Regions from separate parts of the Homo sapiens genome. Here region 2 is linked to region 1. Evidence: chromatin loops called from intact Hi-C (ENCODE). Cell type or tissue: PC-9. All regions are shown on one strand.

Region 1 (8,000 bases):
GCTGCCTGTATCTGGAACTGAGTTCCCTTCAGCTCTGACATGTGGATTGGTCTTCTGATGCCTGACCTCTCCTTTGGCAGGTATACTTTTATGTAGGATCCTTTCTAAGTTGTCCTAACCTGCCATTCCTGACCATAGATAGCCAAACTGTCTCTCATTACTGCAGAGTGTCAGCTAATTAAACATCCACGTATGTGGGCAGTTGACTGTGGGGTCAATGTCAGTTTTGCAGAATATCTTTAGAGGATACTGAAGGGCTCTGGATTTGGTGCTGCTGTGCTGTTCAACTTTTTTGTTTCAAGGGCTAGAAGAAAGCTAGAGAAAGAATGTTTATCAGGTTTTCAGATGATCTGTAGCTCTTGGGAAGTAGTAAATATAATCCTTTAATACTTTGAGAATATTCTAAGACTACTATGAAAGGGCAAGACAAGTAATATACATATTACAATCAATAAATGTAAAGACCTTTACTTAGTTTCTAAAGGTAACTTCTCAAGTACAGGAAAAGAAAAAATATATTACCATAGTGATCAACACTTGGCAATCCAGCAGCACTGAACTATAAGTAACTCCTTTTTACATCATGCTGCTTCTCATTCTCTGGCTTTGACTTGACTTTTCTCTTCCACGAAGATATTCCTTCCCCACTGCTTTCATCTGCCTAACTCCTCCCCATGCTGTAAGACTCAGTCTCCTCCCCAGAGCCTAATTTGACAACCCAGCCTGTGCTATTTGCTTTTCTTCTGTAGCTCAATGTGTTCCTCCTCCTTGTAGTGAACACATTACGGAATAGGTATATGGCCTGTATCCGTCTCCCAGAGGAGGCTGTGAGATCTCTAACAACTGGGGCCAGTTCTTCTTCATCTTTTATATCCAGTGCTTAGCCAGGCCGTGGCACATAGTGAATGTTGATTAAGTGTCTGAAGATGCTGGAACAGGCTTGGTCCTCCTCTAGGAGTGAGCCCATACAAGATCTAAAATTGCTTCAAGTTACTTTTCTGAATTCCACCTCTGAAACCTGCTTTTTTATCCTTGTCTATCCCTTATTGAAGCCATTTCACTTTGGCTGTTAATATTTATCTTGACTTGCTCCTCAGATAATAAGTTTTTAGTTCTCGGTTGCTTTTGGGCCTACCCTCAAATTGGAGTTCCTTCTTTATTTTCTCCTTAGCCTGGGCCCCCAAACCCAGGACAAGGACTGGCCTGTTTACTCCTCTGCCCACATGCCCAGCTTCTGTTCCTGAGACCCAGCAAGGACGAAAGGCATTTCCTCGACTAGCCCTGTCCTGCCCCCTCTCTCCTCCCACCACACACCATGCTCTCTTTGGCTAGGATGATGGCTGCAGCAGCAGGGCCTGAGGCTTTAGTTGACTTCAAGTATAAGACAAGCTATCAGCGTGTTATAGCTGCAAGAAAAGCACATGCTTTTGCATAATTCACGAGTACAGTATAATAAATATCATGAGAGGAAGCGACTCCATTACACTCTAAATAGATAGATCCAATTCAGGCATCACATTTAAGAATCATACAAATTTAGTTCCTCTACAGAAAGCAAACCAGAATGCAGAAAGATTTTCAGGCCCTCTTCTGGAAAATGGATAACCCAGGGCTACACGAGTTCAATATGTGAATACCTGTTATAGAAAAAAATGTTAGAAATAGCATAGCTTTCTAAGTAGAGATTAAATTAAGTAAAGATTTTTGCTTAGTATAAGAGAAATTTCCTCTCAATAAGAACTATTCAAATGCAAATGACTGTTTTTATAGATAATAGTCCATCATTTTATATGTATAATTAAAAAATATAATATGTAATTATATATAATTTATAATATATACTTTTATATTTATATCATACAGATTATATATATGCTATATTTTTTAAGAGTGTTAGGAACAATTCTTGGATACTAGATATTCTACAGAATATTTATGTACTCTTGAGATAGATTGGACTACATAATCTGTAAGATCCCTTTAGCTTCTGAAATTCCAATCCTGTTAATGTATAAAGCACCCATGTCAGCCTATTTTCTAAATTTATACATGTCTTATTGGTCCTACTATATTGCAAGCTCCTTGAATACAGGGATATTATATCTAATTCACCTTTGCTACCCTTGTAACAGTACATACATATTATACAGACTTGCTCAATAGGCATCTGATGAATAAATGTATGAATGTATGGATGGATGGATGAATGGATGGATGGATAGATGAATAGATGGATCAAACAAAAACCATGTGGACTTCTCTAAGAGATTTTATGTGATCTTGAGAAATCCTTCAATTTCTTTCTCCAATTAATGAAACGAACATTAACTAAGGATCCGACTACCTGCAGTGTTAGAGGAAATAGTAAATGTGTAATTTAAAGACGCTGGAAACGTACAAATGTTAGGCAAAAACAGTAAAACAGTATTTTGTTAATGATATTTGTTCCTGTCTCAAATCCTTCTATTAAAATTTAACTTTTTTTCAAATTATGGAATTTTATAGCTGACATTGAAGGCTCAGATGCATTTTTATCTGAGATTAATTTTTTTTACTATGCCATATTCTTTGTAAGAAATCTTCACAGGGCCATAAAATCTTTTTGTGGCATGGGTTAGAATACATTAACTCAATAATATGGCTTTAGTTATACTGCCTAATTTCAATGTGAGAAAAAATACCAACTTCACTATTAATTATTAACAGTAGCAGAAGTAGCATAAACACATGTTTGTCAGGGCTTAAAGCAAGATACTATTCCTTTATTCCCCCTAGGATTGATATGAATTTGTCCTCGCAGTTCACATCTGTTGGGTTACGTGCTGCAGCCCCAAATCCCACCTGATTTACCCTATTCACAGCTACAGTAATAGCAGGGTGAGCTCCTGACCAAAGCCAGATCCATCACAGCCCTTTTCCTCAAAATCTGAGCTTGAGATTAAATATCAGCCTCTCTCCTCATAGCTGTGCCTATTACATGTTAAATCTGATGCTCACTTCTGCCATGTTTCCCAATGTATTCCGAATAATTGAGGAAGTCTTCCTGGCTATTTGTTGTTTAAATTGCCTTTATAATGTATATGTATATATTATTGGGTCTCTGCTGATTGTAGTCTTCTGGAGAGCATTTATTAATTGAGATTCTTTGGGTTACAAGTAACATTGTAGGTAGTTTAAGAAAAAATCGTAAATCTAGCTTAAGGCTATTGGTACATCTAATGGAATCCAAGACCACAGAGCTAGATAGACGGTATCAGCACTAGCACCCTGCCTGCTGATTAAGCCTGTTGCTTGGACAATTTTCAAAATTCAATTATTCACTTATTAAAATTTTTTCTCACCTCCTGTATATTTGCAGTGATTATTGGCCCTTTTTATTTTTCAAGTCCATTTCAAGTAGGTTTATGAAGATTGTCCTGGCTGAGGTCATCTTTTTATAAGCCAGAGTGTTTTATTTGCCATTAACAATGAAAGCGTATTTATCAAACATGCTATCAATCTCAGTAACACAGAATCCCTATTAATGACATATTTCTGATAGAACAGTACAGTGAATATTACTTAGGTTCTTCAAGATCCCAAATTGCTTCCTGAAGTCTTTACAAGAAATGAAACAGAAACTGTAATTAGGTCTTTAGTGTTTCTTCATTCCATTAAAAAGTATCAGTTTGTATTTGCAACATATGATAGCGCCAACAGAATATTTAATTAGCTCAAATCTAAGGCATTGCAGAGGATACACAGGCTTTATCAGAAGATAGATTAGCTCTGTGCCACCAGAGGGCGACCTAACCTAATTATGTGGAAGTGTGAGACTCCGGAGGGGTTAAAATCTAGAGTGAGCCCTAAATGGTTGAGGGGCGGGAAAGGAATTACAAACAAGAACATATACAATGGAAAATTAGAATCAGCACACACAAGCCTACAATTTTCCAAGTCTTCCTAGTCATAGTTTCTTGCTTCCGAAAAACTTGTTTCATTCATTAAGGACATATATTAACTGTTTGCTACCTGATATTTTAATGCCTTGCCTTGGCTATTTTTAATCCTTGCTATTGCCTCATTGCAGGCGGTGGTCATCATTTAAGTGTTTCTTTAGGTTAAATAATTATGTAGAAAGTAACGCACTGCAATATTTGTAACTCACTGCCTAAGATGGAAAGGAGGCCCTGAGCCACTCCAAACACACAGGGACCCTCATGAGGCATCATCCCATTACTGTCCCTGTTCGCTTCCCCACTGTTATTATAGCAACTGTGCTCTCATGGTCTAACCCAAATTCCTAGCAGTATAGTACAAACCCACTTTCTCCTCTTTTGTCTTCAGTAGTGATGGGAGCAGCTTGTGACACATACAAAAAGTTTTGTTATATCCTTTCCTTGGACTTTTATTCTTCCACTGAAATCATGTGCATTCTTTTTAGCTTATTTTCAGACATTATATAACATTGCTACTTTCTTTCCAATTTTCCTGTTATTTTGATGCTCTCTTTTAAAACAATAGAATTGCTTGTTTTAAAATCATTATAACTAATAACAAAAATAGTTATTCTGGCTGATTTCATTTTTAGTTTTCCTCTCGTGGCGTCAAGCAGGAGTCCATCTGTGTGCCATTGGTGAAATGGTGGTGTTTACTTTGGTTTTCATTCAAACACATATCAGAGCCAGCCATTCAGTCTGAGTTCATCCTGCCTTCTATTCCTTCAGCAGGCGAACATGAAAGCAGAGTCTCCACGCCCGTCTCCAGACAAACAGCCTATCGCTGCCTGAAATCGGTGCTTTGATTCTCAAATGCAGCTACTGGGCAACTCACAGTCCCCTGCGTACTGAAGGCAGTTTCCTAGGCAGACCACCGGCACAGCCCAGACCGCAGGGGCCTGTGAGCGGACGAACCTCTGAAGTTATGTGGCTGCTGTCCCGAGTGGTGTACACGTTTCTCACCGCATTCATCCCTAAGAATATCTCATGGAGACAATCTTTCCTGGGAGACAGGTCACGCAGCGGTTGCAATAGGTGTGACAAGCTTCCAAGCTATGTGTCGCACTGCAAATATGTGGGCATTAAGGAGTGTGTTTTCCTGGCTCCAGACCCGAAAACTAACTCTGCCCAAGATAACTAGCTGCCCCAGGACTCAGGGCAAACAAACAAACATGCTGCCCGGCCAATGCTGTGTCCTTTCTGCTCTAGCGAGAGAAGCTCCTGTTAAAACACAAACACAATCTTGTTGGATAGTAGGGGATTGTCGCAAACTCACACACAGCAGACGGTCAAAGTGGAGGCATATTTTCTTTAGTGAATAAGAGATTCTTTTCCTCCTTCTATTTTCATTCTTTGGGCTGTCGATGAGGATGAAAAAGAAGCAAGACATGATCTGCTTTTTCCATTCCCATTCTTAGCAAGGGCAGTGGCAAATAATTGGTCTCTCTAGAGCGTAGCATATTAAATATTAACTACCAAATAAGAACAGAAAGTCTCTTTCCAGCCCCATGATTCTGCCTAACACAAAAAAGTAGTTAACATTTTTTCAGATCTTTTGCTGTGTCAGGCACCCACGCTAAATAAGTACTTGGTATACATTATATCATTTAATTTTCACCACAACCTTTTCAGGTAGTATTACTGTTATTCCCATTTTACAGATAGGGAAGTTGAGGCCGGTCGAGTATAGGAAATTTGCTCAAGTTCTCACAGCTGGTAAGCTATAGAGATGAGCTTTGAATCAGCATTTGTAACCATACTCTAGTCAGGACTTGAACAGTGTACTAGAATAGAGCATGTACACAGATAGGACACATTGGGTTCTATTCACCAGTCATAAATCTTCACTGAAGAACTTATGCTGTAAAAATAGGTTTCATATCCTGCCAGTTTCTCTAACTGAAGGAAAATTCCAGAATCTGATGGGCTTTGTGGTTCTATGGACCAATGAAAGGCACCAGGCTGCAGAGAACAGGTTCCAGCTTGAATGGTGCATGGACGTTTCTCCTGTCTGTATCTCTCACCAAGTGAACTCACATGACAGCTGCAATGGCTGTGGGAGGGTGGGTATTCCAAACTGCTCAGGTTTTAGCCTTGAGGTGGACATTAATCTTCTTGAGCTGTAAGACAGATGCCCCCTTATTCTAAATTAATACATTTTATACAATTGAAGATTAATAGATATCAATCAATCCATACCTACAGAGTATGTATCCGGCATTCAAAGTCTTGCTGGATTCTGTAGAAGATAAAAAAATATATACACAACATGGCTTCTGGTGTGAATTTAGCCATTAGCAAGAAGGAGAGGACTCGAGGTTCCATGGCCACTCTAAGCTGTTCCCAATTCCTGGGGCCAGTCACCCATAAAGGCACATTTTGCTTTTTGTTTCAGCAAGACCATAATCAATGGTATACAACAGTGGTTACTCAACAAGCTTTTTGCTCTTAGGATTCCTTGGACTCTTAAAAATTGTTGAGAACCCAAAGAGCTTTTGTTTATGTGGATTACATCTAATAATATTTACCACATTAAAGATTAAAACAGGCCGGGCGCGGTGGCTCACGCCTGTAATCCCAACACTTTGGGAGGCCGAGGCGGGTGGATCATGAGGTCAGGAGATTGAGACCATCCTGGCCAACACGGTGAAACCCGTCTGTACTAAAAATACAAAGAATTAGCCGGGCGTGGTGGCGGGCACCTGTAGTCCCAGCTACTCGGGAGGCTGAGGCAGGAGAATGGCATGAACCCAGGAGGTGGAGCTTGCAGTGAGCCGAGATCGCACCACTGCACTCCAGCCTGGGTGACAGAGCGAGACTCCGTCTCAAAAAAAAAAAAAAAAAAAAAAAAAAAAAGAAAGATTAAAACAGATCACTTAAAATATTTACTTATAAGTTATTTTAAAATAATGATAATACATCCACATGTATTTTATGAAAAATGACTGCATTGTTCCCCCAGATTAGTGAGAAAAATGTCATTGTTTTAGATTTTTAAAAAATATTGTATTGAATGGCCTAATAAAAGACAGCACAACTCTATCTTCTTCTTCAATTATAATCTGTTGTGACATGTTGTTTTGATTCAAGTATATAAAGAAAATATGCTTCACCTGGGTATGTAGTTGGAAAAGGAGGATCTAGCCAACTTCCTGGAAGTGTCACAGAGACCCCTAGAGGTCCTCAGGCCACACTTTGAGACCAGTTATCATTATGTAGGGTGTGGGCACAGGCAGCTTGCATGGCTTAACATCAGCCTATGACCATGTATTGGTAAAAATATAGAGATGTGGTATGACTCTGGGTGCCCTACAAGGCAGCTACCTGAATGGCAGGATTTGAGAAGCATGATGAGGTCCTCCTGCCCCAAATTATCTCCCTTTCACTGGCTCCTCACGGTGCAAGAGCCTGATGATTAGTTTAATCTTTGGATGAAGACACTGAATGCTCCAATTTAAATTCAGATTTATTGATCATCCTTTAAATAAACTTGTATTAAGTGACATAAATGTGCAAGACTTGGAGCTAGGAACATAACTGTGAATAAGAGAGAATAATAGAACAATTGATTAGTCAGTAGTTTCCTGAGAGAATGGAAAATAGGATAAGCAAGTGTTGATTGTATGGAGTGGCAGAAAAAGTCTAAAGAGGATATTATCAAGGCCTAATTCAGGCCAAACTAGAGGTGGCCAGCGTGGAATGACTTGAGGGATATCTGGAATTCTCATCTGGGGAAAAATAGTATCTTTGAAAACTCAAATGAGAAAATTCACTTCTTCTAGTTATTCAATTCTTTTAAAATGAAAATATGCCTCCTTCTCCCTATCAGTATAAAGACCACTATCAGAACTATTGGATATTCCTGCCTGCTGTGTCATTCAGGACTCAACAGAATACACACACACACACACACCCCACACACACATACCGATTTACTGCAAGAAATTATGCAACAGGGAGGCTAGGCATGTACAAATCTGTAGGGCCAGTTAGCTGTCAAGAAGGGCAAGCTGGAAACTCCTG
Region 2 (8,000 bases), 320 kb after region 1:
CACTAGCAGTGGCTCCTGTAATTGGAGAAGTGGGAAGAAGGCTGGTGACTCAGCTTTTCAAAAACTGATTGTGGCTCTCTGAAATGGCCTGCACTTGATGGTATATTGGCATGTAGGTGCACTCCAGGGATTTCATCCCTCAGTCTCCAGCATCTGATGAGACATGGAGAAACCAGTGTCTCCAAGTTTTATACGTTTCATTCTCACCAAAACCCAAAGCTTTCCTGGGTCTGGGCATCATTCTGACTTCTCCAACGAGCACACAGGGAACATATATCTTGCAGAAGGGATTGGAATATGTCAGGAATATTTCTTCAGCTGAAGAAATAAAGTTTCTGTTGATGTCCCCCACCAGGACAGGCATGAATTTCAGACTATCTTATGAAAAGGTAATTGATGAAGAAATGAAACAGAAATAACACTCCAACTTACTACAGGAGAGAATGGTGGGTAGATAGGGGGATATATTAGAAAGTGGTCGTGATAAATTATTCTCCTTTTATTTGAGATTTAAATGCCCAGGTCATTACCTTTAAAGTTATTTGTGTGCATAAATTAAGCCACTGCCTTGAACATACTGAAGTATGTCTTTAACATACTTATTAAAGTACAATAGATTTTGCAGTAGTTGGAAAGAATTACAGTGCCTCTAACACTTTGTCCATGGAAAGTCAAGAACAAACAGCGTAGCTTTGGAGTTACGCCTGGGTTTGAGTCCTAGCTCTGCCACTTAATGTTTCTTTTTTTTATATTGGACAAATTAACCTCTCAGAGACTCAGTTTTCCTCTGATAAAATGAGGATACTATAAGATTCTTATGAAATTTAAATAAGAAATATGAAGTCCCTGACACACATTAGATAGACAGTAAATATGAGCTACCTTCCATCGTCATCTATGAATTGCACTGCAGTTATAAAGACCAAATCCAGAGTCCTTGGTACTTCACTCAAGACCATGAGAATAGCCCAGTTAGGGCTACCCCAGGAATATCTAAGGGAATAAAGAACCCCCATTCCATGCTGAATGAGAAAAGAATTCTCAAAGTGACATCCTGGAAGTATGAATGAGCTTTTTCTCTGTGTAGGGGAGAAGCAGCCTTAATAGGCCTTTTTAGCCATGGAAGCCTGGGAAGTCATTTTCAGGCATCAGCTGTGGGAACATCTGCCTCCTCAACTCTGTCTAACCCTCCCTACAGAGTCCAGGGTCAACTCAGACACTGTGATCTTCTCTTTGGAGGAATGGCTCTTTTTCGTGATGGTCTCACTTTCCCTCTCTGGATGGAGACTCAATGGGGCTTTCAGGATAGCAGTTGGGAGTGAATTCTGCTCAGAGCAGCCTACACAGTATGTTACTGGCTGGGGGAAGTTTCATAGGAGGAATCATATCTCCCCTTCCCTTTAACCACTTTTTCCTCCTCAGAATTGAAATAAGCAAAAGAATTGACCATCCCAAGAGATGAGTAGTACGGAAGCGAATGAATGGAGTAAAATTGTGTTTCCTGATTTATTAAGACTACTGACTCCTCAAGATAATTTACCTCTGCAGTCAGATCTGCACAAGGGGACTTCACCTGTCTCCCAACTAAGATGAGTTCCAGGGTATTTGTTTATAAAACACAGCCCACTGTGACTCAGACCTTTCCAACCCCAGTCCTATGTGGACGAGATCCGAGGAGTAGCTGCAGAAGAGCAGCGCTTTTCTGTCTTTGGATCCCCTGTCATTCCAAATGGCTAAATATTTGTGCTTGTGTTATAATGCCAAACTCTGCAGTGCCTGGACCTGTGCAAGTGCTGAGCATCGCTGTTTCCAGTTGCCTTGTTACTCATCAGAGGGGACTAAATTCTGTAATAATACACCCTGAGGTTAATTGAAGATATGCAGCATCTAATTAAGTGGCCTTTAAAAAAAATCATATTATCGGGTTTGGAATGGCCTTTCCAAGCTTCCTGGGCACTTCAGGTGGGCCTGAGCCTCCAAACCAGGGGACGGTTTTTCCTCTTGAGACTGGCAGAGATAAGAACCACTGGCCTCTTGCAGTGGATGGTCTCTAGAGTTATTCAGAGTTCCTAATATCATAAAAAGCACTTGAGGCTGCTCTTAGAAAAGCTCTCTGAAACAAGTTTGATTTTTCATTCCATAGTGTCACATTTCTGCTGGTTGTTCTAAAAGGGTCAAATACATTAAACATACTTTAAAATGTGCATGTTTTTCAGTACTGTCTTTGAATAAAGAAAGTAGATTTTAAATCACTTTTTGGATTCAGCCCTCAATGCTATAATTTCCCATATTGTTATTTTTTTCTAATATTATAAAAGGTATAATATTCCTACAGTGTCCCGGCAAACTTTTCTACTGTTAGCCTAATAATTAAGGTTCCTGGAGTTGAAAAAAACACAAACAAATAGCACTTGCTGTGGGTTACAGTGTGCGAGGCGCTCTTCTATTGCTCTATATAGATTAATTGATTCAAAACTCATAGCAGTCTTATGAGGTAGACGTTATTCCTGTTTGACAGATTAGGTAACTTGAGTCCACAAAGGTAAGTTACTTGCCCAAGGTCACACATTAAGTGACAGAGCCAGAACTAGAGCCCAGGCAGTCTGGTTCCAGAAACCCCTTGACCACTACGATAAACTGCCTCTTAAGTGGTACACAGGACATCATTTAGTTACTTCATTAAAGTGAAAAGGATAATAATGGTACCTTACAAATAACTCTCTTTATAGCATCCCTGTGGGTACCACTGTGCCCATTTTACAGATGGGGAAGTTGAGCCTCTAGTAAAATCATAGGTCCTGGTTCATGCAGCAGGTAAGGGCTTGGGATTTGAACTCAGTCCTGTGTGATTCCAAGGCCCCTCCAACCTCCCTTTGCTATCTCACTGCAGCTCAGTCAAAAGGATTTGCATCTTGTCTAAATGTGGAATACAAGACCCTTCCTAAATGATTATTAAGCCATGAAAGCCCTCACAGGGGTGGAGATTACTTTCTCTGCATGTGAGGAGATTTATAACACACACTATGCAAAAGCAATGCCACCATTCCATCATTTTCCTATTTCAAACTCTTCATACTACTCACATTTTAAAGTGAGGTGTACGTCGTCAGATGACCTTTTACAGTGTGAATATGATATGAGATGGGCTCTCTTATCCAAATAGTCTTCCCAGGACATTGCTCTAAGCACTTGCTAAGTATATCCTTCATATCCAGTGATTATCAACAGTTACCCTTTCATTTCTAGATAATATTAGTCCCAACTCTGTTCTCTACTGTACAAGCTTTAAAAATAGGCCCAGCCTATGGATTCAATTTGCTTATAACTTTTCTTAGCAAATGTTCCAAAGGAAACGTCTACGTTGAGCCCAGTCTCTTAGAGAAAAGGTGGGAAAAGACAGTGTCTTTCACCACGAGGGCATAATTGCTCCTCCTGGTGGTTATTTTCAATGGAAAGAATAAGCCAGACGGGGGAAATTCTCCCAGCCATATTTCCTCTGGAGGGCATATGGCAGCTATGGCTAAATAAAGTTCAGAGCTCAGCTCCTGTTGGTATGAAAGCCCTGCTGCAGATGAAGAGCATCCCCCATGAAAGCTGCTCTTTGTCTTCAGTGGCCGAGCCTCAGGCCAGTATAGAAGCCAACAGTGAACCCTCAGAGGACGGGAGAGAGGACACTGGAGTCACGATTCAACTTTGGCAGTTTTGTCCCAGTTTGTATGATTCTTAGAACATTAAAGAACCTTGGAATTTGTATTTTTATCCAGCAAGGATCTGAATACTTTTAAAGACAATTGTCCAGTGTAGCATTTCAATTATTTCCTGGTCTTCCTCAGTTCACAAATATTTCTTAGAATTTGTTCAAGTAGGCTGGGTGTGGTAGCTCAAACCTGTAATCCCAGCACTTCGGGAGGCCGAGATGGGAGGATCAGTTGAGGCCAGGAGTTCAAGACCAGCCTAGCCAACGAGGTGAAAACCTGTAATCCCAGCACTTTGGGAGGCCGAGGTGGGAGGATCAGTTGAAGCCAGGAGTTCAAGACCAGCCTAGCCAACGGGGTGAAATCCTATCTCTACTGAAAATACAAAAATTATCTGGGCAGTGGCGTGCGCCTGTAGTCCCAGTTACTTGGGGGCTGCAGTGAAAGGATCACTTGAACCCAGGAGGCAGAGGTTGCAGTGAGCCGAGATCGTGCCATTGTACTCCAGCCTGGGTGACAGAGTAAAACTCTGTCTCAAAAAAAAGTTGAAGTAACTACAGTGATATTTTCCAGAAGTTAAACTAATGAAAAAAAATTGTTTTTAATGGTAAAATAAATCTTAAAAGTGAGACAATTACTGCAAGCTTTGCTGAATTTTAATATATAGATTTTTTTCATAGCAAGGACTTGAACAGGAGGAAGAAAAGATCCTGGGACCTTGGGTATCTAAACTCCATACAGTGAGCTAAGAGTACTCAGTGTCCTCAAATGGAGAAATGTGAAAGATGTCAAACCTACACACTCTTCAACTTTGGTTCAGTTTTGTTTTCTTTTTAAATAATTTTACCTATAGGTGCTTCAATGAGGAAGTTGTTCCTCTTTCTCAGTGGTGAAGCAAGGTATTAAAGTTATAAAAACAGAGTCTAAGGCCACTCCAGACTATTTGCCAATATGCATTGAGTACATTATGTGTAGCAGCACTCTTGCTGTGCAGGTGGTCCAAGCTGGATGCTCCTGTCCAGCTTTATTGCCCCACCATATCTCCCTCATCCAGCCTTCATTAACCCTCAGCTTCCAGCCTTACCAAACTCCAGCCATTCTGCAACTATGTTAGACACTCCTCTTGCTCTTTCCTTTCATTTCTCTAGAGACCTTTATATTTTCCAAGTCTCAACTTGTCCCATGCTCCCAGACAGATTCCCAGGCATCTTCCTCTCCCTCTAGAAGGCAACACATACGTACCTTCATTCCATTATTTATCGTATTATTTTGTATTTAAATGTCCATTTCCCAGCAGACTATGGGCTTCTTAAGAGCACGAGTTGGGTCTTCTGTCTTTGATCCCCAGTCCCAGGTGTAGTATCTGGCACATAGGAGAGCCTCATTACTGCCTGTGGAAGAGTGGGAGGGAATGCAATATGGCTTTGTCAATTACCCAAATTAATTAGAGGGAGCTACCTAATCTTTTTTATTAATTAAAAAGAGCACAGTGATTTTACCATTTAAAAATTCACCACTTAGTTTAGAATCTGTTATAGGTTGAGTATCCCTTATTCGAAGTTCTTAGGACCAAAAGTGTTTCAGGTTTTAGATTTTTTGGGTTTGGGAATATTTGCATATGCATAATAAGATACCTTGGAAATGGGACTCAACTCTAAACACAAAATTCCTTTATGTTTCATAAATACAAAGCCTGAAGGTAATTTTTTACAAAATTTTTAATAATTTTGTGCATGAAACAAAATTTTGACTTTTTTGATGGTGACCCATCACATGAGGTTGAGTATGAAGTTCCCCACTTGTGCCATCATGTCAGTGCTCAAAATGTTTCAGATTCTAGAGCATTTCGCATTTTGGATTTTTAGATTAAGGATGCTCAACCTGAACTAGACTAGCAGTAAGCACAGAAAACATTAAATAGTTCTAAACTGGGATTATAAATATTCTATAGCAAAGATACATGTACAGAATTTGTAAATAACTCATATCCATCAGGTGGGGATTTTTTTAAATTACCTTTTCATAGCATATTATACACCCATTAAAATTAAATTTCTAATGAATATTGTATTATACAATAAAATGTTTGAGATATAATTAGTAGAACAAGCTACAAAAACCTACTATACCCCAGTTTGAATAAAAAGTGTGTGTGTGGGGCTGGGCGCGGTGGCTCACGCCTGTAATCCTAGCACTTTGGGAAGCCAAGGCAGGCAGATCACGAGGTCAGGAGATCGAGACCATCCTGGCTAACACGGTGAAACCCCATCTCTACTAAAAATACAAAAAGTTAGGCGGGCGTGGTGGCGGGCACCTGTAGTCCCAGCTACTTGGGAGGCTGAGGCAGCCTCCTGGCGTGAACCCAGGAGGTGGAGCTTGCATTGAGCCCAGATTGTGCCACTGCACTCCAGCCTGGGCGACAGAGTGAGACTCTGTCTCCAAAAAGAAAAAAAAATGTGTATAACTCCATAAAATATATATAACTCCATCAAAATAGAGTGTGTACATATATATTTGGAAGAATTTTTATGGAGTTATATTTTTTCTTTTGTATTTATTTGAGACAGGGTCTCATTCTGTCGCCCAGGCTGGAGCGCAGTGGCATGATCTCAGCTCACCTCAGCCTCCACCTCTTGGGTTCAAGCTATCTTTCCACCTCAGCCCCCTAAGTAGCTGGGACTACAGGTGCACGTCATCACGCCCAGCTAATTTTTGTATCTTTAGTAGAGACAGAGTTTCACCATGTTGGCCAGGCTGGTCTCAAACTCCTGAGCTCAAGCGATCTGCCTGCCTTGGCCACCCAAAGTGCTGGGATTATAGGCATGAGCTCCCCAGCCTTTTTGTATACTTTCCTGTATAAATGGTGACCATTTATAATGAATACATATTATTTCTGTAATCAAGAAACAAGATATCTTTTTATCTTTTGCTGGAAGCTCTATTTTAAAACCTAACTCCTCTTTTGTTGCTCTCTTTCTAATAGAAATGTAAACCTGAGAGGGGAGGGGTAGGTGGTTATAATTATTAATATTTACTTTTAGAATTTCCAGAATAAGATGATATAGGAAAGCAGAGAGGTGATTTTCCTCACTACTTTAAGTCAGGAAATAATAAATCATCTAATGAAAGAGATGTGAAGAAGTTTTTTAATCAATTCAGAGTATAACTGGCAATGTGTTTTCCTGCTTATCCGAAATAATAAAGTTCTTTAAAACAAATAAGCAAACTACGTAGCATAGTTTTTTTGTTTGTTTGTTTTTTGAGATGGAGTTTCACTCTTGTTGCCCAGGCTGGAGTGCAATGGCACGGTCTCGGCTCTCTGCAACCTCTGCCTCCCGGGTTCAAACGATTCTCCTGCCTCAGCCTCCCGAGTAGCTGGGATTACAGGCATGCGCCACCACACCCGGCTACTTTTGTATTTTTAGTAGAGACGGGGTTTCTCCATGTTGGTCAGGCTGGTCTCGAACTCCTGACCTCAGGTGATCCACCTGCCTCAGCCTCCGGAAGTGCTGGGATTACAGGCGTGAGCCACTGTGCCCAGCCTATGTAGCATAGTTTAATGGCTAGATGGCCTTGCCATTCTTCTCTTTGATGGCTTCTCTATTCAACTCTACAGCAGTCTAATCTTTTTGAGGAAGTAGAAGACAGGAAGGTCTTTGGGCACTTACAACTAAACAGACACACACACCAGCTACTTCTGAAGAGCAAGCTACACCAGCAAAAGCAGTCTGTCTGTTACTTCAGACACCAGGCCACAGTCTGAACACTCATTGAGCACATTAAGTTTTTGTTATTTCTCATTCTTAGCAGCTTGAGCATTTCCCCTGAGACTCATCGCAAATCAGGCATGGTGTCTGCCCACTCGCCAGCTTAGGAATTCATTTCTCATTGCTCATCTCACACAAAAGGAAACAAAAGGAAAGTTGCATTTCAAATGCAGTAGTACCTCCGGACCTCTTGAGTACCCATCACACCTCCCCACCTCCCGCAGAGGCCTCTGAGCCTTTCTCAGCCTAGCAGGTGCCTCCAGAGTTCCACAGCCTTCTTCCTGTTCTTTCCTCACCAGGCCGGATACCCAGAGCTGTGGCTTCCATCAACCAGCACCTCCTGAGATCGGATGACGTGGTAAGCTGCTGCCTGGACCTCGGGGTGCCCAGCATCTCATTCCGCATCAATGGGCAGCCCGTGCAGGGGATGTTTGAGAACTTCAACACAGACGGGCTCTTCTTCCCTGTGATGAGCTTTTCAGCAGGTGTCAAGTAAGTTATGGCTGTGATTTCATGGAGAGTAGCAGTTACCCCACCT

The links. Peaks named below come from ENCODE experiments on the same cell type or tissue, not always from the same donor. Only the 100,000 strongest peaks of a DNase experiment are listed, where the experiment ranks them.
Region 2: a loop joins it to region 1, with 4 times the contacts of the local background. A loop is called at or near these places in 17 of 110 quality-filtered maps.

Annotation. Positions count from the first base shown.
Region 1 is chr15:33,289,121-33,297,120 of GRCh38, forward strand. No RefSeq gene overlaps it. Among named protein-coding and RNA genes, the nearest start is that of RYR3-DT, 18 kb to the right of the region's middle. In PC-9, CTCF peaks have their summits at 3,802 (motif pointing right) and 4,003; DNase peaks (open chromatin) are centred at 3,781 and 5,041; H3K4me3 peaks cover 1,058 bases; H3K27ac peaks cover 1,348 bases.
Region 2 is chr15:33,605,422-33,613,421 of GRCh38, forward strand. RYR3 (ryanodine receptor 3) reads left to right here. Exons shown (of 104, transcript NM_001036.6): 19 at 7,762-7,954. Among named protein-coding and RNA genes, the nearest start is that of RYR3, 300 kb to the left of the region's middle. RefSeq lists an enhancer at 7,315-7,816. In PC-9, CTCF peaks have their summits at 3,419 (motif pointing left) and 3,621; no DNase peak of the experiment used is centred here.